3 separate regions of the Mus musculus genome follow, and all the other regions are linked to region 2. Evidence: chromatin loops called from intact Hi-C (ENCODE). Cell type or tissue: gastrocnemius. All regions are shown on one strand.

Region 1 (8,000 bases), 110 kb after region 2:
TCCTCATAGGGCCTGTTCCAAGAGTAAACGGAATAATGCATAGTACCTACCCTCAAACAGGTACTCAGTGAATAGGATTACCTGCTTTCAACCCTTTAGGTCTTCGACAAAGGGACTACAACAACCAGCATGCCTTGCCCTTCCAATCGGGACTCCTTCGCCTGTTTTAGGCTCGCAGCAAGCCGGGAGTTGTAGTCCTCTAGGAGCAGGACCCGCCTCATCCCCGCTTGGGGAAAAAGGTTGGAGAGCCGCCCTGCCGGCCTTTGAATTTTGCCGCGAAAAGCGCGCGTGGCGGCCCCCAGCCCCGCCTCGCGGAGGACGCGGCGCCGCGTCACCGTGGTAACCGCCTCTCGGCTGCAGCTGATTGGGCCGTAACGCGGGGGGCGGACCGGGGGTGAGACGCAGCGGCAGGAGCGGGCGCCCGCGCCTGTCAGTCGTGCCGGAGCGGAGCAGCGGGCAGCATTGCCGGGCCGGCAGCTCTGCGAAGAGGCTGCGCGCGCCGGCCAGGCCGGGCGAAGAGCCGGGCCCGAGGCTAGGCGAGGGTGCTGGGCAGCGCGAGGTTGCGGCTCCGGGAGCCCCGCGAACCGTCCCGGGCCACGGGCACGGGAGAGACCTGTGCGCCGACCGCTGCTGCGGCGCTCGAGCACCATACCGGGTGCACGGCTCTCCATCCCCGAGTCTGCCCTGCGCCTGCTGGATCTGCTGGTCCTCAGCGCCAAGGCCCGCGAGGCTACATCCCAGTCTCTGCCGCTCGCTGCGGCTGCCACTGCCGCTGCTCGCCGGCTTCCCCTCCCCCCACACCCGGAGCTCGGAGCAGGAGGAGGAGGGGCCGGCTCATTCTCGGCGCTGCTCTCTGCAACCTGCGGGGGCCGGTGCACGCCGGGCGAGGAGCCCGGGCCGCTGCAGGTGCGTGCAACCCTCCGAGGAGACGGACTCTCCACCTCTGAGCAAAGCCGGGAGCTGCAAGCCGAGGGCGGGAGGGCAAGCGAGAGGAAGCAACAAAGACAGGCTGCAGCTGGGGCTGGCGAGAGGGGCCGCGGCCGCCGGCCTCCCAGCGCGGACGGAGAGGGCGCCCTGGGAGAGGCGCGGGCAGAGCTGCAGCGGTGAGCCGGGCCCCGAAGGGAGGCGCAGCGCCTCCCGCCGGACGTATGGAGCACAGTCTCCTGCGAGGATGCGCCGCCTGAGCGCGCGAGCGGCCGGGGTCCCAGGCGGACGCGACGGGTACTGAGAGGGGGGAAAAAAAAACCTTTTTCCGACTTCGGACGGCGCTTCCGGACGCAGGGATCGCCCTCACCGACGGCTCCCCTTTCCATACGAAGAAAGACATCGGCCCCCTAAGGGGGCCTTTCTCCAGCAATCTTTATCACCCCTGCATGGCCGCAACCCGCAGATCGGAGCGTCGTGGCCTCTGAGATTTGGTGCCCTTCGTCCGACTGCCTGATACGGTGAGTTGCGGGGTGCAGAATTTTGGGTTTGAGCTGGGGACAGCTCCTCGCAACCTGGCAACCTGGACTGGCCCTAAAAGGGCCCTAGGTTGTTGGGTGCCCAGAGACAGCAATGCTACTTGTCCACCCTTGTCCTGCCCACACAACTTATTTGGACTGGCTGGAGTGGAGATTGTGGACCCTCGTGGGTATTCTACTGACATCGGTATTTGTCAGAGGAAAGGCACCCCACCCATGAAGCTAACAAAGGTGGTGGCCCTGTCCTCTGGAGATTCTTAGGGAATCTTGTACTTTTGTAAAGATTGATTGGGGGCAGCCAGGGTTGGCCAGCATGGAGGGGGTCTACAAAACCACCTTTGGGATCTTAAAGAGACAGAGCTCAGAGACAGGGAGTCCCAAAACTTCATGTCTGAGGATGGTGTCTTTCCAGGCAAGACATTTGTGTGTCTATTGTTACAAATAACTCACAAAGACAGCATGTTCCAATGGGCTGCATGTGACATCACTGCCCGACCTTTGATGTCACCAGAATTGTGACAACACAGCTGGCTTTGAGTGGAGCCAGAATGGCCAAGGCCGAATGCCTTGGTGTAGTAGAAGGTGAAGGCCAACTCCCTGTCCTCCCCGGCCGCAATCTTATGACCTAAATCCCCACTCGAGGTGGGGGAGGGAGGCAGGCAGTGCCAGCTGTCCCTGCCCCTGAGGACAGGTGTTCAGAACTCTGCCTATGTCTCCTGCAGTGTCTGGAGTCTCCCAGACTCCCAAACAGAGCAACCTCTTACTTTTAAGCAGGATGCTTAAAAGGAGGTCCCCATGAACCCTACCATGTACCCAGCCAGCAACTGGAGTTCCCAGGGTCCCCAGAAAAATGTGGGCTTCAGCCTTCAAACAGGCTTCTCTTGAAAAGGTGAATGTCCTGCCTGAGCCAGAGAGAGAGGGGAGCCAGGACCTTCCTGGTGTGTGTGTGTGTGTCTGTCTGTCTGTCTGTCTGTCTGTCTGTGTAAGTTCAGGGAACTCCCCTGCTCTTCAAGGTAAGGGGCCATGGTCCAGCTGGGACTCCTGCCTTAGCTGTTCCCCTTCTGTCATTTAAGATGACTTTGACAAGCAGTGTAATAGATGCTCATTAAGCAAATACCAGGCCAGGGGGGATAGGTGGAGATGCTGAGAGCCCTCCTCTCCCCACCGAACTCTGGCAGCAGCCCTGTACAGTATGGAGCCCAGAGAGCTCCCAAGCCACAGCCTGCTTACTCTCATTTGCCCATCCCAGCAATCACTGCCAGGGCCAGATAGGGGGTAAAATAGCCACAGTCAAGTTTCTAGGGGAAAGATTGAAGACGCTGGCATTGTTGCTCCCATGGGGGGGGGGGGCGGGGACGACAGGTGAGACAGGGTTTCTCTACAGACCATTTTTACAGCCTCCTCCCAGGCTCTTCCATTAACAGGTCAATAAATACCGGGGTGGGGGGGGGAGGCCACTTTGGAGGTTTGGTGGGGTGATCCTGTTTCCAGCTGAAGGGTTTCTTTACACGCAAGCTTCCAAGGACAGCCAGCGGCACAACAGCAGATTGGGGGTGGAGTGGAGAGGGGAGGCTGTGGGCACAGGGCTGTTTGCCCGGCCTCTCTCAACACTTCCCAGCTTAGAAACAAACTTGGAGTGTGCGCCAGAGATACACACACACACACACACACACACACACACACACACACACAAACACGCGGTTGGAGGCCCTCTGTGGAGTATTTACAGTCCCTCAGCCAAGGCAGAGGGAAAGGCTGTCAGAGTTGGGCAACTCCTTCTGTTCCTTTCCCTCTGCTCCCTGGGCTTGGCAGTGAGCGCCAGACGGGGGGGGGGGGGGGAGCGGTGTGTGTGGGGAGTTGCCAGCTTACCCGGCGTCTTCCAGAGCGCCAGGCATTTTGCGGCATCTCAGCTGCTTCTCAGGAGTGGATTGTGCTGTGACCCATTTTGTGGATGAGAAACCCAAGGCTCAAGTCAAAGAAGTGATGATGCGCAGCCAGGCAGCTCCAGTGGGTTGGCCTCGGTGCTCCCCCCACCCCATTCAGAATCTCCAGGACTTGGGCATAGGGGAGGCACCCCTGTCCTAGGACGGTTTCCTGGGTGAACTGAACACAGTGGTAACTTCTGCCAGGCCTTGTGAGTCCAGCCTGTTCCCTTATACCTGCTAGGCTCCTATCTGTAGCCCTGGGGGGGGGGGGGTTATATAGCATGAAACCCACCTGCCAGAGATAGTGAAAAAGCCAGCCTTCTTCATGTGAGATGGCCCTGGGCTACTCAGAGCCCCTGGCAGGCTCTCCTGGTGGAAGACAGGTTTATAGATGGTAACAGAACTTTAATGGGTGGCGATCCTGACCTAGGGGCAGGTGGGGGTGGGGGGGTGGGGCGGGGCGGATAGAAGAGCAACACACCGGATGAGTAGTTCAGAGCTGTCTGAGGGTTGAATGGGGCAGGGTGGCACTGAGGTGTTTGTTCTGTGTCCTGGAGTCTCATGTGACAGGGCAGGTGTATGAACCATTCCTGCAGCATATTCCTAAGCCCCGCCCCCTCCCAATGCTCCCATCACTGGCACTTAACCAGTGCCCCGACCAGTTGCTCTAAACCAGGTATAGGCCCTGTCCAGCTTGATGCCTTTGGTGAGAAACTTGAAGCTCCCCTTCCCCGGGGGTGGGGGTGGGGGCAGGCTTATTGCCGAGACTGGAATGGTTGGGTCTGGGACCGACTGCTGTGTGATCGCATTGCTTGGCTTTGAGTCTGAGCCTCGGTTTCCTTATCTGTCAGAAGGAGCTACAAGCAGGGGCGTGGTGAGGATTCTGTGAGGGCTTAGCACAGGCCAGAGCCTACAGTAAGTGTTCCATAAATGTAGTTTCTACCTGCTATTAGCATAATCCTCAGCTCTCCCAGTGTCTCAGAGCCCAATGCTGAAGACCGGGTTTCTAGGCTAGGGTAGGGTCCCCAGCCTTCCAGCGCCTCTGCAAGGGGGCTCCCACGTGGTGAGCCTACAGGGGGAGCACACGTGGCTCCCATCTGAGTACCAGGGGCCGGGCCTGACCAGGGCGTCCTCCCCAACCTCCCTCCTGCCCACTCTTGCTTTGCCAACCCTCCCAGTCAGAGAAAGCAGGCAAGCAGCTCGTATTCATGAACCGTAATTCAATCAGGCAGCGATTCCTTGGGGCTGGGCGGGGGCGAGAACGAGAAGGCGCGCACAAAAGGGCCGCTTTATTACCTCCCGCGGGCCGGGAATTGCTGCTCTCCCCCAGCACCGGCCGGAGCCGCCTTTATTGTGTTAACCCATTTGCGTGTCAAGAGCTATTGTGCGCTTTCTCGCCGCCGGTGCGGTGCGGCTGAGGGAGGAGGGCTGCGCTGCCGGCCGGTCACCTCCGCGGGCGCCGCCCGCCGCCCTGATTGGTTGCTAAGCGATTTGCATCCAAGGTAATCACTTTTATCTCAGAAGGATGTCGACTATAATTATAAGCTACTGACATCTTTTGAAATCTGCCTAATGACTATTTTAGTCTGCCCGGGCTGGGGGTGGGGAGGGGGATTCTGCGAAGGGATGGAGGCTGTCGGGGGTGTGTGGGCATTCCTTCCACCTGGACCACTGATTGCTTAGTTGAGAAACAGCTGAGTGCCTGCTGCCAGCCTCAGACAAAAGGCAAACCTAGACTGTGGCTGGTGGGGCGCCCCTATTCACCCGTGGTGGACTTAGTGCCATTTCAGAGATGGGGAAATAGAGGCCTCAGAAGGAGCCAGATGACCAATAGATAACTCAATCCCTCTAACTTGTTTCACTTGGGGGGGGGCACAGGATATGTTTATGCCCCGTGGTCACACAGCCTGGGAGTGGAAGGGGGAGGGCAGTGGATCCCCATAGTCAGGGTTGGGGGTGGGGGACACGGGTAGTGGGAAGAGTATAACTGGGTTAAAATTCTTCTGCCCTATCTCTTGTGCCCTTGGGTAAACCCTTCACCTCGGCCTTGACAATGGGGTGCTGGCCTTGAAGATTGTGATACCCTCAGAGCAAATCTGCAGGCAGTGGGAACCCTGGATTGGACAGAAACTGGCTGGAGGGAACCCCAAGAGTGGAAGACTGTAGTTGTTCAGGGAGGGCCTCGGGAGGGACCAAGAATCTGCCCGGCCCAGCATGCAGGAGGGAGTCTCAGGCAGAGGGAGAAAGGGCCCCTGGTATGGTCAGGAAAGGAGCACTTGGAGAGGAGGAGGGTCGTGAGTAAAGGAGAGAGAAGCTAATAGGGACATTAGAGGATGCTCTCTAGCGGGCTCCCTCCCTCTGTGTGGCTCAAGGGAAGAGAGGCTTCATTCAAGGCCTGGGGTCTGGAGAGGTCAGCAGGGGACCGCCCGCGGGGGTCCTTAGGCCTGTTTGGGGGAGAACCCTGGTTTCTATCCTCATTGGGTATGTGTGTTTCCTGACAGATTGGTTACCCTCGTGGGCCTCAGTTTCCCGATTGGTTTATTGGCAGTAGCAGTTCTCCCATGGGCTTGTGGGTAGAAAAATTCTGCACATACAGGACACGTTCTGGAGCTATGAGGATGAGTGAACTAGGCTAAGATCCTGGCCAGTTACCTCAGCTCCACATCTAGCCATTGCCCCAGCTCCAGCAGCTGTTCTCCCCGCCTGTGTGTCCCCCCCCCCCCCAAGCTCCTCTTATTGTGTACTCAAGAGGCCCAGGAGACAAAAGTCCAGGAGGTCAGGAGGTGAGGCCAGAGGAGCTGGCTGTGAACTGGCTCCCAGGGACAAGGACTCAGACACAGAACTTAATGACCTAGGGTATGTGGGGAGAGAGGCCTCCCTGGGAGGAGGGAGGCTGGCCGCCTGGCAGAGCCCAGGCTGAGCTTGGCACTGACTGAGGCAGAGGCAGCAGCTTCAGGCCACACACCCTCACCATCTGTGTGACCACAGGCTCCTAATCTGTCAGGTAGATCCAGAGTCTGCCTGAGAGGAAGGGTGTGAGGCCCGGGGCCATTGCCCAGCCAGAGGGCTTCTCTGCTCCTGGCACCTGAGACGATGCAGAGGTGGTGTCTGAAGAAGAGGCTTAGGCTCTAGATCAGGCTAACTGCCACTCCAGAGAGGATCACCATATATGGGTTTCTGTACCTGGAAGCCAGGTGGGCAGATGCCCCTGGGGAAGGGGGACTTAGCTCTCAAAAAGCATACAGGGACCCACAGGTGGAAACTTAAACCAGGGAGGGCTTCACAGAGTGGGAAGGCTGGCTTTCTGGTTCTTCTCTTTTTAAACTCCTCTATCTCTCATGAGAACCATGGTAGACATCTGTGTGCTAGCCCGCGCTTCCTGCTTTGGTCTCCACTGTTGTCCCACTGAAGGCAGTTTTATCCTTGTATAAGTGCCCCATCACAGGTGAGCGTCCACAGAGGTCTGACACCTCGGAGGGTGGGGCTGGGCAGGTTGTCCTAACAAAATGCCTGAACAGGAAGGAGCTGAGGGGGATATTGTACAGTAGCCATCTCTTCATGTTCTGCACAACCTTGAGCAAGTTGCCTCCTGCCTGAACCCAGATGCACCCACATCCTCTATAAGCCCATAAAATGTCAAGGATGTTAAGGCCTGACTCCCTTCTGCCAGGTTGCCCTTGGCAGACATTGCCAGTCAATTGCTGCCCTCTTCCCCTGCCTCGTTCTTTTCCTGACCTTGGACTCTCTCCAGCACTCCGGGCAGCCAGTGCCAATCAGTCATTGGGGCCTATGGTCTGAGACAGGTCGGGTGCCTAGCCTTAATGTACTCAGGGGTCCCTCTGTGTGGTTCAGAGGGCCAGGGCACCACAGCTGGAGATTCTCAGGGAGACCTTCTTTGAGGGTAGGGGTTGTTCTAAAACTATTTAAGCGTGAGGGTCGGTTACTACCAGCCATGCACATTCCAAAGCGCCTGTAGCCTGGAATTTATTTACAGTTAGTGTTTGCTGAGCTCTTGCTGGACACCCTTTGGGCACCCGCAGGCCTCTGTGTCTCTGAAGAGCTCAGGCCACTTCAAAGATGAAGCAACTGAAGTTCAAACTGAGTGGCATAGCTTACACACTTCAGACCTGGGACTCAAAGGCCATAGCCTAGGGGGTGTCGGGCAGACGGGACAGCCTCTTGAGCAAGCTGTCACTTGCTCTGAAGCCTTAAAGGTTTCTGCTAGGCGTGCCCAGGAAGAGCGGAGTGTGTCGAGAATATCATGTCAGGTAGGAAAGGACCATCAGGATGTGGCCGGGATGTGACTGGCAGTTCTGAGCAGAGGAGCAAAGAGGTTCTAACTTAAGTATCTAGCATCTCTGCCAACCAGGGTGCTGTGCTTGGTACTACCTGCTCCTGGGCTGCTGGAAGCCTTGGACGGACGGGGGTACATGGTAGGTTGACATCCAAGAACTGTTGAATGAATGCATGCATGCTTCGAGAGCAGAGTTTTCCCGAATACCCTGGGAGTCCAGCTGGAATCCCCAGGCCTGGCAGGGGAGTGGCTGGAGAGGAGACTTAAGCAGGTCCCCAGGGCAGGGGCCCTCTCAGCCCTCCACAGCCCTGCTGTCTG
Region 2 (8,000 bases):
CGATCTTTCCTGAGCACCTACTGTGCGCTCACCTCGAAGTCCTCAAACCTTGCTTCCCAGCTCTTGGCTCCTCCCACGTTCAGAATCACAGACCGGAGCAGGGAAGTAATAAAGATGAAAACATCTCGCACATGCCCTGTCGAGCCCCTAGAGCAAGCACCGGGAGCAGCAGGCTGATTACGCAGGGAGGGTATTTTTGGCTGCCACAGCCGCTCAAGTGCACATCGCTGCTCCCGGACAGCTTTGCATGTGAACCAGCGAGCTATTCTCTGGTGTCAGAGTCTGTCACCTGATTCTTGACAGATTTTGGATCAGAATGTGACAGGTGTCTGGAACCTGCCTTGACAACGTGACACCTGGAGCTCAGGCACACAGAGAGGCCCCTGAAGTCTCCGCATGCACGCATGCATGCAGCCCGCCGAGCTCATGAAAGGCACTCAGGGCTGCCACCAGGCCGTGTTGCCTGTCTACTCTTCTATCAGTATCCCAGCAAGTGTGCGGGCCCTCGGAAGAGCACCTGGCAGAGCTAGCTTAGCCATGGGTGGCCCTCCATACACGGCATCCTGAGCTCCAGGCTCAGAGCAGATACCCTCCATCCCACCCCACCCTCCATGCAAGAGGAAGGAAGCATCTGGAATGCCAAGGGTGCTCTAACAAGCAGGGGCACTCTGGCACTGACCCGCTACCTGGGATGGCCCCAGACAGATTTTTTTTTTTTGCCCCTGGCCCTCAGTGTTCCTTTTCTAAAATGGGATAATAGTGACATATACTGATAACAGGGTTTGCAGAGCACAGGTGTTAGGCAAAAGTCCTTCCCTTCACACAGCCGTGGGTGGTGGGGAGCAGGGGTCATGACAGACTTCATACTGTCTGCTTCCTTGGGAGGAAAGGACTGAGACGGCAGAGCCAACCCTCACCCTACCCTGCCAGAATCCCAGGCCCAGGAGGGAGGGCAGGCAGAGCCTTGCTGGGTGCTCCTCTCCAGCACATAGTGTGTACCCAGCATCCAACAAAACGCAAGCAGTGGCCGCCTTCAGCATTTACCCACATGCGCCTTGTTAGTCCTCGGCAAGCAGCAATCACTGCACATAATTGAAGAAACCTAGACAAATATTTAGCTATTTCCTCTCCACTTGTGACCTTGCTGGAGTGGCAGCCAGGTTCTTATTCCGAAAACCAGCCCGGGAGGGAGGCAGCAGTAGGGTTGGCACACCGTATATGACACTTTCTCTCTCGCAAATAGTAAGCCCTCCTCACTGGCCTTTAGCAGGAAAGGAACTGTCGTTTCCTAAGTAAGGGACGGGCGGCAATGGCTTCAAGCATAGCTTCATCCAGAGATTGAAGCCCTGGGGTTAGAGATCTTTCACGTGATCTCTGACCACATGGCAGGTGGGTAGGTGTGGTGGCTAGTGTCTGGAGCCAACTGGTTTCGGCCATTCTGGTGATGGGGACCTCTACCCCCACCCCTGTCCAGTTTGGATTATGTGCATGTCCCTTATAATCCCAAGGGCCAGGCTTGGTACTGACTTCATTGGGGGTGGGGGTGGGGTCACTTATCTAAGCCCCACAGAGAGAGCGTGAGCTGTCCCAAATCAGCAGCTGCCAGGTGGACAGGCAACCTGGGATGCGACAGAGGGCTCGCCCTGGGTGGGCCCAGGCAGGAACAGATGACCCCTCTTCTAGGAGCTGATAGACATGAACCAGCACCATCTGAATGCTCTCGGGGTGGGCCACAACTCCCTGGACCAGCTCTGCCAAGTAACGGCAGCACACGGACTGCACAGCAAGCTGACGGGCGCTGGCGGTGGCGGCTGTGGCATCACCCTCCTGAAGCCAGGTACGTGATATGCGGCCTGCTAGGTGTCTGGTTGCCAGTGTGAACTGTGGTGGAGGGTCCGCAGGAGAATCCCCTAGAGGGGGGAAGACTTGAGCTCTGCTCTGTGGCCTTGAGCAAGTGAGTTGACCTCCCTGTGTCCCTGTGGGAAAGCATGGATGATAGCAGGTAGACTACTGGACCATTGCTCCCCGCCAGGAGGAGCCTGTGGCTGAAAAGCTCATCTGCCCCGGGCTGCTTCTGCCTCCACCTGCACAAGTTTTGGAGACATCCGGGGCGGGCTCCCACCCCCTAGCTGCCACCTGACTCCTGATCACTGGGAGGAACGGATGGGCATAGAAGAGTGAAATGGCCATGCTCATTGGTCTTTGTGGGAAAGACCCACTGATAGACCTGAGGGGAGGGAGCTCCATGCTATACCAGAGCGAGAGGAATCCTTGCTGCAGGCATCCAGTGGTACCATCTGCCTCACCCACCCCTGTGCTTGCCCTCCTCCTCCTCCTCTTTCTCCTCTTCCTCTTCTTCCTCCTCCTCCCGCTATCTCCTCACTCTGTACAGCCCACCAGGGTTCCCAAAGCCCCAGGCTTCTGGCTTCAAGGACTGTGATGCCCTCCCTGCCTCCTGGAGGCCTTGTGTGGTGGCTCCTGGTCCACGGGTGATGCTTGTGAGTCAGTGCTTTAAGAGCATGCCCAGTATGCCAGGTGCTGGCCAGGTACACACGTGGGGGGGGGGCATTGTCAGCCCCATTCCTGGTAGGGAAACTGAGACCCATATGAGGATTAAGTTTGAAGCCACATTGGAAGCATGGTGTGAAGTCAAGAGGCATAGCAAAGCTGGTGACTACAGCCCATGAGGAGGGTGTAGGGCTTGGCACATGGCTCATAGGTACCACAGTGAGCCTCAGAAGCCACAAGATACACCGCAGGAGGGCCTCACTCCAGGGGTGGGAGCGTCCGCTGAGAACCATCCCCCAAGGCTGACTGCCCTCCCTCCCCAGGTCTAGAGCAAGCCACAGTGGAGGCAGCCAAGCAGGCCCTGACCAGCTGCGGGTTTGACTGCTGGGAGACCAGCATCGGCGCACCCGGAGTTTCCACACACTCAGCTGCAGCTGTAGGGGACCCTGTCCGACAAGCCCTGGGCCTCTGAGACCACCCGACACACCATCCTACCAAGAAGCCTCTAAGTATCTGGGGCTGGAGTTGGCCTGCACCTTCTAGACTCTGACCTCATCCGTGTTCTGCCGTTTCTGAAGCCAGGCAGGGATTAGTTGTGGGGTCTTCTGAGATGGCAGGCTGACACAGGAGGCCTTCGCCCTGGAGCTCCTATGGGCACATCGGCCTCACACAAACTCTCTGGCTCCTAGCCACGCACTCTTCTGTCCAGCCACGATGTCCCCTAAGGAACCACCTGGCCAGCAGCTCGTGGCTCCTGGCTCCTGGCTCTTGCCCTCTCTCGGAGATCATCAGCTGAGGCAAGGCATGCCGACTGCCTGTCTCCGTGTGGAAAAGCTGCTGTGGGGGAAATAAAAAGAAATAGTACAAACAAAGCCTTGGGCCCTGTGGGAAGGCAGGGCTAGTGCACGCTGCTCCTCAACCCTTCCAGTGCATCCGCCCTCTCCCTGGGAGTTCTCTGACTGAAGAAAGACATCTGTCTTAGTCAGGGTTTCTATTCCTGCACAAAATGTCATGACCAAGATGTAAGTTGGGGAGGAAAGGGTTTATTCGGCTTACACTTCCATACTGCTATTTATCACCAAAGGAAGTCAGGACTGGAACTCAAGCAGGTCAGAAAGCAGGAGCTGATGCAGAGGCCATGGAGGGATGTTTCTTACTGGCTTGCTTCCCCTGGCTTACTCAGCTTGCTTTCTATTGAACCCAAAACCACCAACCCAGGGGTGGTACCACCCACAAGGGGCCCTTCCCCCCTTGATCACTAATTGAGAAAATGCCCCACAGCTGGATTTCATGGAGGCATTTCCTCAAATGAAGCTCTTTTCTCTGTGATAACTCCAGCCTTGACACACAAAACCAGCCAGTACAGCATCCATCACTTTGCCGTGTAGCTCAGGGAGGGAGTTTTCCTAGGAAGCCATTGCTGCACAGGGACGCCTCCATCACAGCACAGAGTACAGCTCTCCTGGGTACCCACCAGTGTACCACAGCTCTGAAACCCGGGAAGTGAACTTACAACCTGGGGCATCCCTTCCTTGTGATGTCAGCTGGCTGGATGTACCCCTCCCCCCCATGCCTCTGCAATGGCAGGGTCCACCAAAGCCCAGTGAACTAGTTCCTCAGCCACAGAGCGGGTGGGAGCCAGGGGCCTTTGTGGAGCTGGGCCGGACTGGAGTGGACTGGGTTTCTGATGACTCCGTGTATTTGCACTCAGCCGCTAGGGGGCAGCAGGTGCCTTTCCCACCTTCCTCAGGAGGAGGGCAGATGGCAGCTGGGCTAGGGGGTGGGGGGAGCACCACCTAGAGGTCACTACCAGCAGCCCGAGGGCCCCAAGAAGATGAGGCCCAGCACGTTCCCTGGTAGGTCTGTGCCCCTGCCCTTCAGAAAGAAGAGTAATTCACAGAGAGAGAACGTTAGATTCTGAGCCCAACACACCGAGCAAACTCATCCCTGTTTATCAAGCCAAGAAGCCAAGGCTCAGAACTGACAGGTCCAAAGCCACCCAGCTAGCTGATCTGTCTTAGAAGCTGATTGACTCCAAGGCCTGCCCTCAACCTGCTCTGCCCTGGAAGTGGTCCCCCACCCCACCCCACCCCCACCCTCACTGTGGCTGTAGCCACCTGTAGCACGTAGGCACAGTTTCTCTGATCAGAAGTACTTGGTCAAGTCTGGGGCCAAATGTCTTCTCCACCACACAATTTGAATCTGGGGCATGGGACGATCGTGCCAACATGGGGGTGGGATGTGTGTGAGGTGTCTGTGGTAGCTATAGCGCTGGAGAGGAGCATCTGAGACTAAGGTCCGAAGAGCCTTCGTGCTCCCTAGGAGATAGATATCAGCAGCCGACACTGATTCGATGCTCTAGCCCTCAGGAAGCAGCCACCTGCCTCAGCTGCCGTTGTGGCCACACACACACCCCTGCGCACCCGTTGCCACCATACCTATGTCTGAGAGACCTTTGCAGCCACGATTGCTATGAGTGCTCACACAGCGCTGACACTGGCTGTTCTTGGTCATCCCAGAACAAAGACCCAGGAGCGCCGTGCCCTGTCTGCCTTGGACGTTCAGCCCTTGCTCCGGGTGGGACGCCGTCACTGAGGGATATACCTTTTCCCTTTCTTTTACGTGTGTGTGTGTGTGTGTGTGTGTGTGTGTGTGTGTGTGTGTGTGTGTGTGAAACAAAAGAACATCTTGGGTGGGCCAGCTCTGCTGATTGAACTCAAGCCATCAGACCCGGCAGCCAGCGCCTTTACCAGCAGAGCCATCTTGCTGGCCCACTGGTAGCTTCTTTAAGCTCCTGGGTGATTCCAGTGTATGCTCAGGCCTGAGGTCACTAAGTCAGAGGACCTCAAGGTCACCTCTGCCACGCCAACCTGGTGGCTGAGCTCAGCTCCGAGCAGGCTCCATTCCAGCTCTTTCACCCTTGTGGCCTTGCGGCCTTGGGCCAAGTCACCTTGGCAGGCTTTCTCTTAGAGAGTGAGGTGAACAGAGTCACATTCAGACTGCATATGAAGATCAAGCGAGAGAACACACAGCAACCCTTGGTGCTATGCTGGCTACACCGTGGGTGCTCAGTCAATGCTCACTGCAGTCTTGTTCTGAATAACGGCAAGGTGTTTCCCAGAAACATCAGCATCCCGTGGTGCTGATTAAAACCCTAGCCTTGCCGGTCAGAGATGCTCTTCTATCCACTGTTGGAAAACTTGCTAGTGCCGCCCAGCTTCACCCCCATCCCACCCTCAACTTCTCTGCTCTGACACAGCCTGGCACCCTCTGCCACTACCACCCCTGGGGCCCTTACAGCACCCAGCACAGCCTCCAGTGCACAGCAGGGCCTCCCATGGGGAGGCAGGATGCAGATGTACCAGATGGGAGCTGGTGTCTTCTCCTCTGTGAAGCTTTGCTCTTCTGGTGCCATGGGGCAGCATTTGGTGTGGGCTCTGGCTGGCCTGCCAACTTCCTTGTGCCCACTCTGCCCTCCGGTTTTGTCCTGGGTCACCTGATCCAGCTCACTTCATCCCTAGCTCCCAGAAAAGTCGCTCCTTTCCTGGCCACCTGGCTCCTAGCTCATGTCTTCCAGTGAGGAGTGGAGAGCCACTTCTGCAGCTGGGACCTCTGGTTCTAGCCTGGGCTCTTGGCTCTGAGACTGCCACTAGAAACGTGAGTTCCACCGGGCAGTGGTGGCACATGCCTTTGATCTCAGCACTTGAGAGATAGAGGCAGTTAGATTTCTGAGTTCAAGGCCAGCCTGGTCTACATACAGAGTGAGTTCCAGGACACCCAGAGCTACACAGAGAAACCCTGTCTCAAAAAAAACAAAAAAGAAAGAAATGTGTGAGAGCAGGCTGGAGAGATGGCTCAGCGGTTAAGAGCGCTGACTGTACTTCTGAAAGTCCTGAGTTCAATTCCCAGCAACCACATGGTGGCTCACAACTATCTGTAATGGGATCTGATGCCCTCTTCTGGTGTGTCTGAAGACAGCTACAGTGTACTTATATATAATAAATAAATCTTTTTTTGTTTGTTTGGTTGGTTTGGAGTTTTTTTTGTTTGTTTGTTTGGTTGGTTGGTTTGGTTTGGTTTGGTTTGGTTTTTGGTTTTTCGAGACAGGGTTTCTCTGTGTAGCTCTGGCTGTCCTGGAACTCACTTTGTAGACCAGGCTGGCCTCGAACTCAGAAATCTGCCTGCCTCTGCATCCCAGGTGCTGGGATTAAAGGAGTGCACCACCAAGCCGGGCTGTTTGGTTTGCCAGCTAATGTTGGATTTGCTCGCACACGACATTGGGCCTCAAGCTTCTAGCTGCAGAGCATCTTGGGTAGTGGCAGAATAATTCTTCCATTTCACAGAGAGGCAGCCGGGCAGGTGTGCCCTCAGACAGGCTGGGCAACCGGCTTGGATCCGAGCACTGCCAGCCTGGCTGATTTTGACCAGAGCTTGTTTCAGGATGCGAGGCAGCTGTGCCAGGCCCTCGCTGTGCTCTCGGAGATTCCACAGAGGCCCGAGGCCCAGGGCTGCTGAGTCCTCGCATCTAGTCAAATCTGAGTTTTCTGTCTCATTTATTTCTTCCTCACCATAGACCTGTGTGATGAATGAGATGTCAGATAACGGGGATGGGCCCCGCCTCTGGCGGCTGGATCCTCTTGGGGCCCTACAAAGGGGTCACAGCACAAGAGAGAGGAAGGGACTTCCTCCCCTCCCAAGCCCTCCCAGCTCCCTCCTTGTATAAGGGAGGGTCAGGGAGGCCTGAATACATCAGTTAATAGAGCCAGCTTGTACCCAGGGATGAGATGTGTGAGCCTGTTCTGGGCCAAGCTCTGCCTGATCCCTCATGCCCTCTCACTGTGAAGTTCAGATGACTTGGAAGCCATTCAGGGGCCTTTTCATGATGTGTAGGCTGAAGCAGCATTTCCCCAGGCTACTCCCAGGCCTCCCAAGATCCCTATGGCTTCCTCTTTCTTCCAGAGAAAGGTGCTACTTCCCTTCATGGGCTAGAGTGAGCAGGCTCCACCCCGTGTCATGAGCATACCTACTGTGTGCAGGGAGCTGGGCCAGGTCCCCACACCTACTGTGTGCAGGGAGGTAGGCCAGGCCACACACCTACTGTGTGCAGGGAGGTAGGCCAGGCCACACACCTACTGTGTGCAGGGAGCTAGGCCAGGCCTCACACCTACTGTGTGCAGGGAACTTGACCAGGCCTCAGAGAGGCGACCAGGGCTGTCCAGCCCTCCAGGACACTCTGGCTCTTCATTTTCTCCATTCATTCCAAGCCCATGAAGAACATACATGAGCCCCAGTTTATTTCTGAGGAAACTGAAGCCCAGAAGGGAAGACCCTGCTCTAAGTCACAGGATCAGGGCTGAAGTCCTCAGGTCTCTGGACTCCAGGCACAGTGTGCATTCTGAGATGCTCTGGCCTCCCGCGGGTAGATGGGATGTCCTGAGAGAAGTGGCCAGTGGATGAGGCCGGGAGCGACAGCTTGCTGTGTGACTGGAAAC
Region 3 (8,000 bases), 150 kb after region 2:
CCAACTTCAGCTGGTGGCGCACACCTTTGATCCCGGCAGAAGCAGGCAGATCTCTGTGACTTTGAGGCCAGCCCGGTCTACAAAGTGAGTTTCAGGGCAGCCAAGGCTACACAGAGAAACCACGACTAGGATGATAACGATGACCGGCTTCTCCCTACCCGGTTCTGTGGGTTTCACATCGGACTCTCTGGAACCCTGACGTGCCACCAATGGTGCCTCTCCTTAGAGAGTGGCCCGAGTATTGTAACTTGGCATTGAGGTTCAACATTAGAAATTGTTTGGGCTCCTCTGGATCCCCAGAATTTCAGAGCAAGCCTCTTAGTTTCTGCAAGGAGGCCAGCGGAGATTCTAACAGGAGTGGCAGGGCCTGGAAATCAGATGCCAATCCTAAGTCTCCCAGTGCATGAACATGGGCTGTCTTTCCATTTATTTATTATTATATGTAAGTACACTAGAGCTGTCTTCAGACTCACCAGAAGAGGGCGCCAGATACCATTACAGATGGTTGTGAGTCACCATGCGGTTGCTGGGATTTGAACTCAGGACTTCAGAAGAGCAGTTGGTGCTCTTAACCACTGAGCCATCTCTCTAGCCCGCTCCTGTGCTTTTTTAATCCCTGTGCCTGAGATGGAACCCAATGAGTGCCTTGTGGGTTTGCTCAACGACAGTTCTACTGCTGAGCTACACCCTCTGCCCTGGTATTTAACTTTATTTCCTGAAATGTGAGCATATAGAACTAGAACTGAGAGAACGTGAGGGTCTGGCAGTGGACAAAGGGCATGAGAGCCCAAGGAGGAAGCTATGGCAGGGATGAGTCAGGCTGACCCTCCTGTGGATGGCGCAGACTAGAGTCATACGTGGCCAAAACAGCTGAGCTAAGGGGCGGGTGAGAGACTGAGGCTTAGGTGAGGGACAGACAAGTTAGAGTGGAGAAGGATGGAAGTGCCCCCCAGCCCCCCCTTCTGGGATACAGAGGCCTGTTTCAGTGTGTGCAGGATGCCCCTAGATTAGGCACATGTGGCTTCATCTTGTGCCCAAACACCTGCGCATCTTCCCAACCTGCCCCAGAGCTAGGCCAGAGCTCTTAGCACCCCAAGCCCTGGAGGTCCCCAGCCATTAACAGTTACGCCTGGAATTGTCCAGGGTCTGATCCTCTGGTCAACCACCAGGGGTCAGTAGATGCAGCAGATTGGGGTCGCTGGGACAGCCAGCACGGTGCCCAGCAGACATACACACACACACACACCCGGACCCCCGAGACTGCTTGAGTCCTTCCCATAAAGACCAGAGAACAGCTGCTCTCCCCTGCCCAGTAGCCTCCCACCCCCTCCCTGTCGTCGACCTCATTAGGCATTCCACTGGTGCCACCAGCTAATTAGTGTCACGTTAATTGAGCGTTCAAGAGGCTGCCACCTCCAAGGGCGGAGTGTCACGGTGAAGGGGAATACAGATGAAGGGTGGTGCCCAGGGACCCTTTCTGTCCCAGAGAAACACTCACACTCACTCACACACACACACACACACACTCCCTCCCATCTCAGCTTAGAATGCCCTGGGACTTCCTGATGCTGAGGAGGAAAGGAATGGCTGCCAGCCCTCCCCTCCTGTGGGAAGAGGACAGCCCCACTCTGTACCCTGAAATCTGAGGTCCCCGGAACTACTGCTCCAGGGACATATACCATGAATCAGAAGGGGCCTGGCCACCTGGGGAGGACCCAGTTCTAAGCTGCTGTCTGCAGCTCCAGGCTCCTGAGCAGGTCCCTTCCCTGACCCTCCAGTCTCACCCTGCGTTTCTGTCTAATGGCGCTCTCTCGCTCGACCCAGTATATATACCTCACAAAGCACAGCCTGCCCTCCGTGATTCAGGCCTGGGTACTGCCACACATCTGGGCACAGAACCAGGAATTCTGGGTTGGCAGCTCCATACTCCCCCTTGAACAGGTATCCCAATTGCATACCAGCATTAGCAAGAACCGAGGCTGCCTAAGGTCTGCGTGGTCAGAGTGAAGCCAGAGAACCAACGCTGGTCCCTTAGCTTCTCCGTGCTGTGGACCCCACAGCGGAGCCCCGCCCTCTCTCCCCTGCCAGGCAGCAGAGTGTGAAGCCATCTCTTGTCTCCCTGAGGCAACATTAAACCCCACTCAGAGGGCTGGTTTTAATTGGCTTAATATACTCGTTAATAACCGCATCTATTTAACGCACCTGTAAAAGGCCCATAACATTAACTTAATGGCAGCGACAGTTCTCCTCAGCACTTCCTGCCAGCCTTTTAAATCTCCAGACAAGCCTTTAATGGGGGCTTCATGGATGGAGATGGATTGGGAGAGAGACAAGCAGGGAGAGGCAGCCTGGGTCACCCTTGCTTGATGGCATCCCTGTGTGTCTAACCTTTCCTGAGAAACCAGGCCTCCTCCCACCACAGTGGTCCCAGGAGGGCACAGTATCTGGCCCAGAGGAAACATGTGACAGATACTGTCTGTGCATTCAGGGCCTGTGACAGGAAGGGAGGCTGTCGAGGAAGAAGTGGGTAGTACCTCTGATGTCACCCTGAACACACCTTAGTGGGAGGCTCCAGAAAAATCACTGTGATCAGTGCCCAAGGGACAAGGAAGGCGGGCCCTTTGCATCCGCTCCCGAGACCCTCTGGGGCTCACATAGTGTGAAGCCAGTCTACTACAGGCTCGGAGAAGGGCTGCGGTACACTCAGGCACACAGGGTAGAGCTGGGACTTAAAAGCCTGTCTGTTGTGCTGGAGAGATGGCTCAGTGGTTAAGAGCACCAACTACTCTTCCAAAGGTCCTGAGTTCAAATCCCAGCAACCCCATGGTGGCTTATAACCATCCTTTAATGAGATCTGCCTTCTTCTGAGTGTCTGAAGACAGTGACAGTGTCCTTGCATATGAAAAGAGTAACAGGCTTGGCAGCTGAGCCATCAAGCCAGTGGGGGTTGGGTAGAAGCCTGTCTGTCACCTGCCTCCGGACTGGACACATCTGTGGATTAACCTGCTAGGGCCCTTATAACCCCATCAGTCTTTGTACCACCAGCTAGGGGCCAAACCTCTGACACATGGCCTCTCTGGAGATTTTTATATCCATCCCTGGGAACCTACCACTTGGAGCACACACCCAGATGACCACAGTTGCCTGGGGCCAGGAAGTTTGTTCTCTGGGTTGCTGGCCCCTCTGTTAAGATCCAATATGGCTCCCTCTCCTCTCATTTCTTACTTACGCTGTGTCCAAGCCGGGAGCCCCTCCAGCCCACCATTCAGTCCTCACTGAACCTCACTGCTGACTCCCGGGGCATCGTGGCACACTGCCCCAGGAATCAGCACCAAACAGCCACTATGTCCCAGACAGGACAGGACGGACTCTTTCCCGTAATGTTCCTGGGGGAAGGAGGGGGGAGGTGCTTAGGTCCTCTGAATGCAGCATACCTGTCTGTGGCCTCTCCACACAGCTGGGTCTAGGTGCCGGTCACATGGCTCTTACAAAGTTACCTTGAGTGGTATGGAATACCTTTGATGCCAGCACTTGGGAGGCCAGGGCCCGCCATCTCTGAAAACGTTCGTGAGGTCTACATAGTGAGTGCCAGGACAGAGAGCTACAGATATAGATACAGATATAAAAGGTCAGCTCATAAAAGCCACTCCTCTGCCCACCCACACTACAGTCTCCTCAGGACCATCAAGCCACCAATCCAGTTCATGTCAGACGAGGGGAATCAGACACTGAGATTTTGAGATATGTGCCCAAGGACACAGACACGTCCACCACCCTGTCAGCTTGCCACCATCCTGTTTCTGGGGCTTGTTGATGCCTGCCACCTCCATACAGGGTGCCAGTTCCTTAGCTCACTGCCTGCATAACAGAGCCCAGGAACAATACGGTGGGTATTCTGCAGGCAGGGGCAGTGGGCAGGGGTCCAGAATGGATAGGCTCAGGTGTCTGCTGGTCCCTTCCATGATGAAGACGCCAGGATGGGTCCCCCAAACCGGCTAGAACACAGGAGATGGAACTCCTCACCCGGCTGAGGTGCCCGCTGCCACAGGCTCCCCAGCCCCTCAGCCCCTCTCCCAATTCCCTAGGGCCCTGTGTTTACCAAACAGACTGACAGCATGCGCGCTTGTGGCTGGGTTTTCGCCACAGAAAAGTCTGGAACTTTGCCAACCTGGGCCCAGGAGCCAAGTAGCCCAGGGCCCCAAGCCAAGTCCACTGCAGAACAGGCTGTGTGAAGCACTGGGGGACAGCCAGAAAAAGTCTTTTGGGGACCAAGGTTTAAGACAGAGGCTACTATGTCAAAAGCGCACGCAGAGGCCACAATTAAACCAGGTGCATGATGGGAGGCTCCAGCAGCCCCACAGTGGGCTTACCCAAGCACCAGCCAGGAAACAGTGACTGCCCAGTCAGTCAGTCAGTCTATCTGTCTGTCTCTGTCTCTCTCTCTCCTTGAAACTAGATGATGGCCTCCTAAGGGTGGCCCTCAGTACTCTAGACCCTGCCTGGTTGTCACCTCTAGTCTCTTCACCTGTAAAAAAGAGACCCGTGTGTCATCTTACCTTGTGACCCTGTGGCTGATGGGACTCAGAAACCCAAGAGTCCCTCAGGCCCAGCTAGGGCTGGACTGTCTGCTTCTAACAAGACTCACAAGGCCGTTGCCCCCACTTCTGTAGCCTCTCCACAGATCCTCTCGGGACTCTGTTGTGGGAGAGCCACATACCTTCTGAGGGGTCTTACTGATTCTAAAGTTCAGCCCTGCCTGGATGGGACCCGGGGGCTTGCAGGGGCTCAAGTGGTCAGGAAGGCAGGTCTCCAGGCTGCCTGCCACATGTCACACCCACCCACCCTACCTACATCACAGGGATGCCGCCCCCAACACTCTCACAGTTGTCCCGCCCTCCGTGCACAAGCTGCTCAGAAAATGGTGGATGCAGAGCCTGGCACTCAATCACTGCTGGCTGAGACCCCTCCAAACACCCTTCTCGCTCTTCCTCAGCACCGCCACCTGCAGGACGCCCGCTGGCCAGAAGGGGGCGAGGTGCGCCCTCTTTTGGTAACAAGACTGGAGAACAATCGTCTCCTTTTTTCCTTAAGGTTTTGAACACCTAATTTATTCCATCCATTAGATAGATTTTGTAGATTTAATCATTTTCACAGTTGGTGGCTCATTGGATACTCAAGATAAACTCGGAATGAAAGCATAATGCCGAGGACAAATGAGTTTTCACACCACAATGGCAGACGCTCGCCTGGAAAGAGAGTTTAAGGGGAGTGAGAACACACATGGATCTCATTTTTCCCCCCTCCCGGCAGCTGCTTTTGCTGAGTCTGGTGGGTTTCCACAGCTAATTTCACCAGTTTCGTTCATCTGTAAAATTGCATAAAAGTGACATTTTTGTGCTCATTATAGCAACTGCTGATTTATGGCTGGCAAATGAAGAGCCCGGTCCCTTTTTTGCGGGACTCTCAGAGCGGTGCTAAGTGCCCATGAAATTGCTTGTATAATGTAGTTTAAATCCAATCGCAGAGAAAGATTCCCCCATTGGCCAAAGTGACATTTCCATTCTCCACACCAAGTTTATTTTAGGCTACTTAAGAGCAGGGGATGCCCAGAGCAGGGCAGGGGTGGACGTACCTGCTAAGATTGAGAGGTGAAGGGAATGCTACCCCGGTCCATGTTGTCACTGTCCCCTTCCGCATCACCCCTGTACAACACCATCTATAGCTACCCAGTACCCTGAGCAGTACACTTGCTGACCCGTAAGGCTTGACAGATCCCCCCATGCCCAAGACTGTTGCTGTGCACTTTGGGATGGGAAGCAGCCCACCCCCACCCTCACCCCCAGTTTCACTGGAAGTTGCCAGTGTATATACCCTAGCCATGACAGGCACATGTCTCCAACTGTTTGGAGTCCCCAGTGTAGTGAGAAGCTACTCTGGTGTGCACGGGCCCTGAGCTGCCTCTGGCCTCCCAAATACAGAGAACCATCATCCACACTAACACTGGACCATGGCTGTGAGGTCAGGGCTCTAGGAGGACCAGACAGGAGGCCTCCAATGGAAAGGATCTTGTGGGTGTCCCTCTCTGGTGAGACTCTGCCCCCAGCCAGAGTTGAACAACATAGATCTCTCCCTCCCCTACTCAAGTTCTGCCTTGTGCACAGGGACTACTAAACCCTCCCAGATACCTGTGAAGGCAGCCTTAGGAGCAACACTGCCCTACTTTACAGATGGTGAAGCCCTTTGCCTAAGTCCCCAGGAATTACAATATCCTGGCTCTGTTCTGTGCCTCTGTGCCCCTTGGTACACCAAGGTCACCCTGCTGACCCGGAGCCAGTATCATCCCCATTCCACAAGTGAGAAAACTGAAGCTTTTGTAAGCAGACAGCTTGCCCAGGACTACACTGCCCACCTAACCATGGTTCCACCCAAATCCCTGCCAGCAACAGTCGTCGGTACAGGTCTTCCTGTATGTATGCCACCCTGACTCCTGCCCATGTCCCCCGGCCTCAGAGGAATCTGTGGTCTGGTCTAGAATGGCTCAGGGTGTCAGAAGAGAGGGTCTTAGGACCAGCAACTCCTCCCCTCCCCCAGTGACAGAGCCAGTTGTGGCCACCTGTAGTAAGTCTCACAATCTAGGATGCCACACCCAGTATTAACAGGGCAGCCACCATGAGCGCCCTGCATCAGATTCACCTCGCCCCACCAGGGACGCTAGCACAACTAGTCACTGTTAACTGGAAACGGGTTAGGGCTTGGGGTACTCGGTTGGTAGGGCCTTGCCTAGCGTTGTAAAGCTCCGGGTTGGAATCTGAGTAGTGCATAACAGCATTAGGGTACATGCCTGAGAGGGACAGAGGAATCAGCTTCAAGGTCATTCCTGTATAAGCATCAAGTTTGAGAGCAACTTGGGACACACACACAGGTCCCTATCTCAGAGAGGAAAAAAAATCGCAAGCTTGCCTGTGGCCGAGGACGGGCGTGCATGTGTGCAGTTTCCTCTCTGAACCTTAGGTTTTGGTCCAGAAGTTGGAAGTGTGGGAAGAACGGGGAAAATTGAGGGAAAGGGACCGACCAGGCAACTCCTGGAGGCGGTGGGGTGTGAGGGGCTGTGGCTGCCCCGTCTCTCACTTGTGCCTCTGTCCCTGCAGGTGAGTCAGTGGCCAGCTCTATGCATTCCTCGCGCTACCCTAGCCCAGCGGAGCTGGATGCCTACGCGGAGAAGGTAGCCAACAGTCCCCTGTCCATCAAGATCTTCCCCACCAACATCCGAGTGCCGCAGCACAAGCACCTGAGCCGCACGGTCAATGGCTACGACACCAGCGGCCAGCGTTACAGCCCCTACCCTCAGCACACCGCCGGCTACCAGGGCCTTCTGGCCATCGTCAAGGCCGCCGTCTCCTCGAGTGCTCATGCGCCCGCCGGCCACCCCAAAAGCGTGCTCAAGAGTGTGGAGGGCAAGCGGACTAAACTGTCGCCGGCCACCGTGCAGGTGGGCATTGCGCCTTACCCAGTGCCCAGCACCCTGGGGCCCTTGGCCTACCCGAAGCCACCCGAGGCACCTGCACCACCGCCCAGCCTGCCTGCAGCAGCCACTGCCACCTCTGTGATCCCTCTGCCCGGCCGGGGCCTTCCCCTCCCCCCCTCCAACCTACCCTCTATCCATAGCATCCTGTACCAGCTCAACCAGCAATGCCAGGCCCCGGGTGCTGCACCAAGCGCCTGTCAGGGCGTGGCTGTGCCCCACCCCAGTCCAGCTAAGCATGGCCCAGTCCCCAGCTTTCCCAACCTGGCTTACTCGGCCACAGCCGGTCTGCCAGACTGCCGGAAGGGCACAGAACTGAGCCAGGGAGCCACCCCAGCCCTGACACTGGCTGGGGCCACCAAACCTGCAGGGTATGCAGAAGGTGGCCTGGATTACCTGCTGTGGCCACAGAAGCCACCCCCACCCCCACCCCAGCCGCTGCGGGCCTACAGTAGCAGCACCGTAGCCGGCAAGTCCC

Evidence for each region. A loop is a pair of places that touch in the nucleus more often than their neighbours do. Peaks named below come from ENCODE experiments on the same cell type or tissue, not always from the same donor. Only the 100,000 strongest peaks of a DNase experiment are listed, where the experiment ranks them.
Region 1: a loop joins it to region 2, with 2.4 times the contacts of the local background. A loop is called at or near these places in 24 of 42 quality-filtered maps.
Region 3: a loop joins it to region 2, with 8 times the contacts of the local background. A loop is called at or near these places in 21 of 42 quality-filtered maps.

Annotation. Positions count from the first base shown.
Region 1 is chr5:114,566,980-114,574,979 of GRCm38, forward strand. Fam222a (family with sequence similarity 222, member A) reads left to right here and starts at 1,272. Exons shown (of 3, transcript NM_001004180.1): 1 at 1,272-1,445. In gastrocnemius, a CTCF peak has its summit at 1,153; DNase peaks (open chromatin) are centred at 337, 784, 1,044, 3,142 and 3 more places; H3K4me3 peaks cover 3,179 bases; H3K27ac peaks cover 1,070 bases.
Region 2 is chr5:114,457,212-114,465,211 of GRCm38, forward strand. Mvk (mevalonate kinase) reads left to right here. Exons shown (of 11, transcript NM_023556.3): 10 at 1,684-1,837; 11 at 2,832-3,380. The coding sequence ends at 2,980. Among named protein-coding and RNA genes, the nearest start is that of Mvk, 17 kb to the left of the region's middle. In gastrocnemius, a CTCF peak has its summit at 4,238 (motif pointing right); DNase peaks (open chromatin) are centred at 250, 1,708, 2,848, 3,188 and 2 more places.
Region 3 is chr5:114,603,679-114,611,678 of GRCm38, forward strand. It overlaps Fam222a (family with sequence similarity 222, member A), which reads left to right. Exons shown (of 3, transcript NM_001004180.1): 3 at 7,149-8,000. Among named protein-coding and RNA genes, the nearest start is that of Gm34844, 10 kb to the left of the region's middle. In gastrocnemius, CTCF peaks have their summits at 478 (motif pointing right) and 1,167 (motif pointing right); DNase peaks (open chromatin) are centred at 1,195, 3,946, 4,168 and 5,009.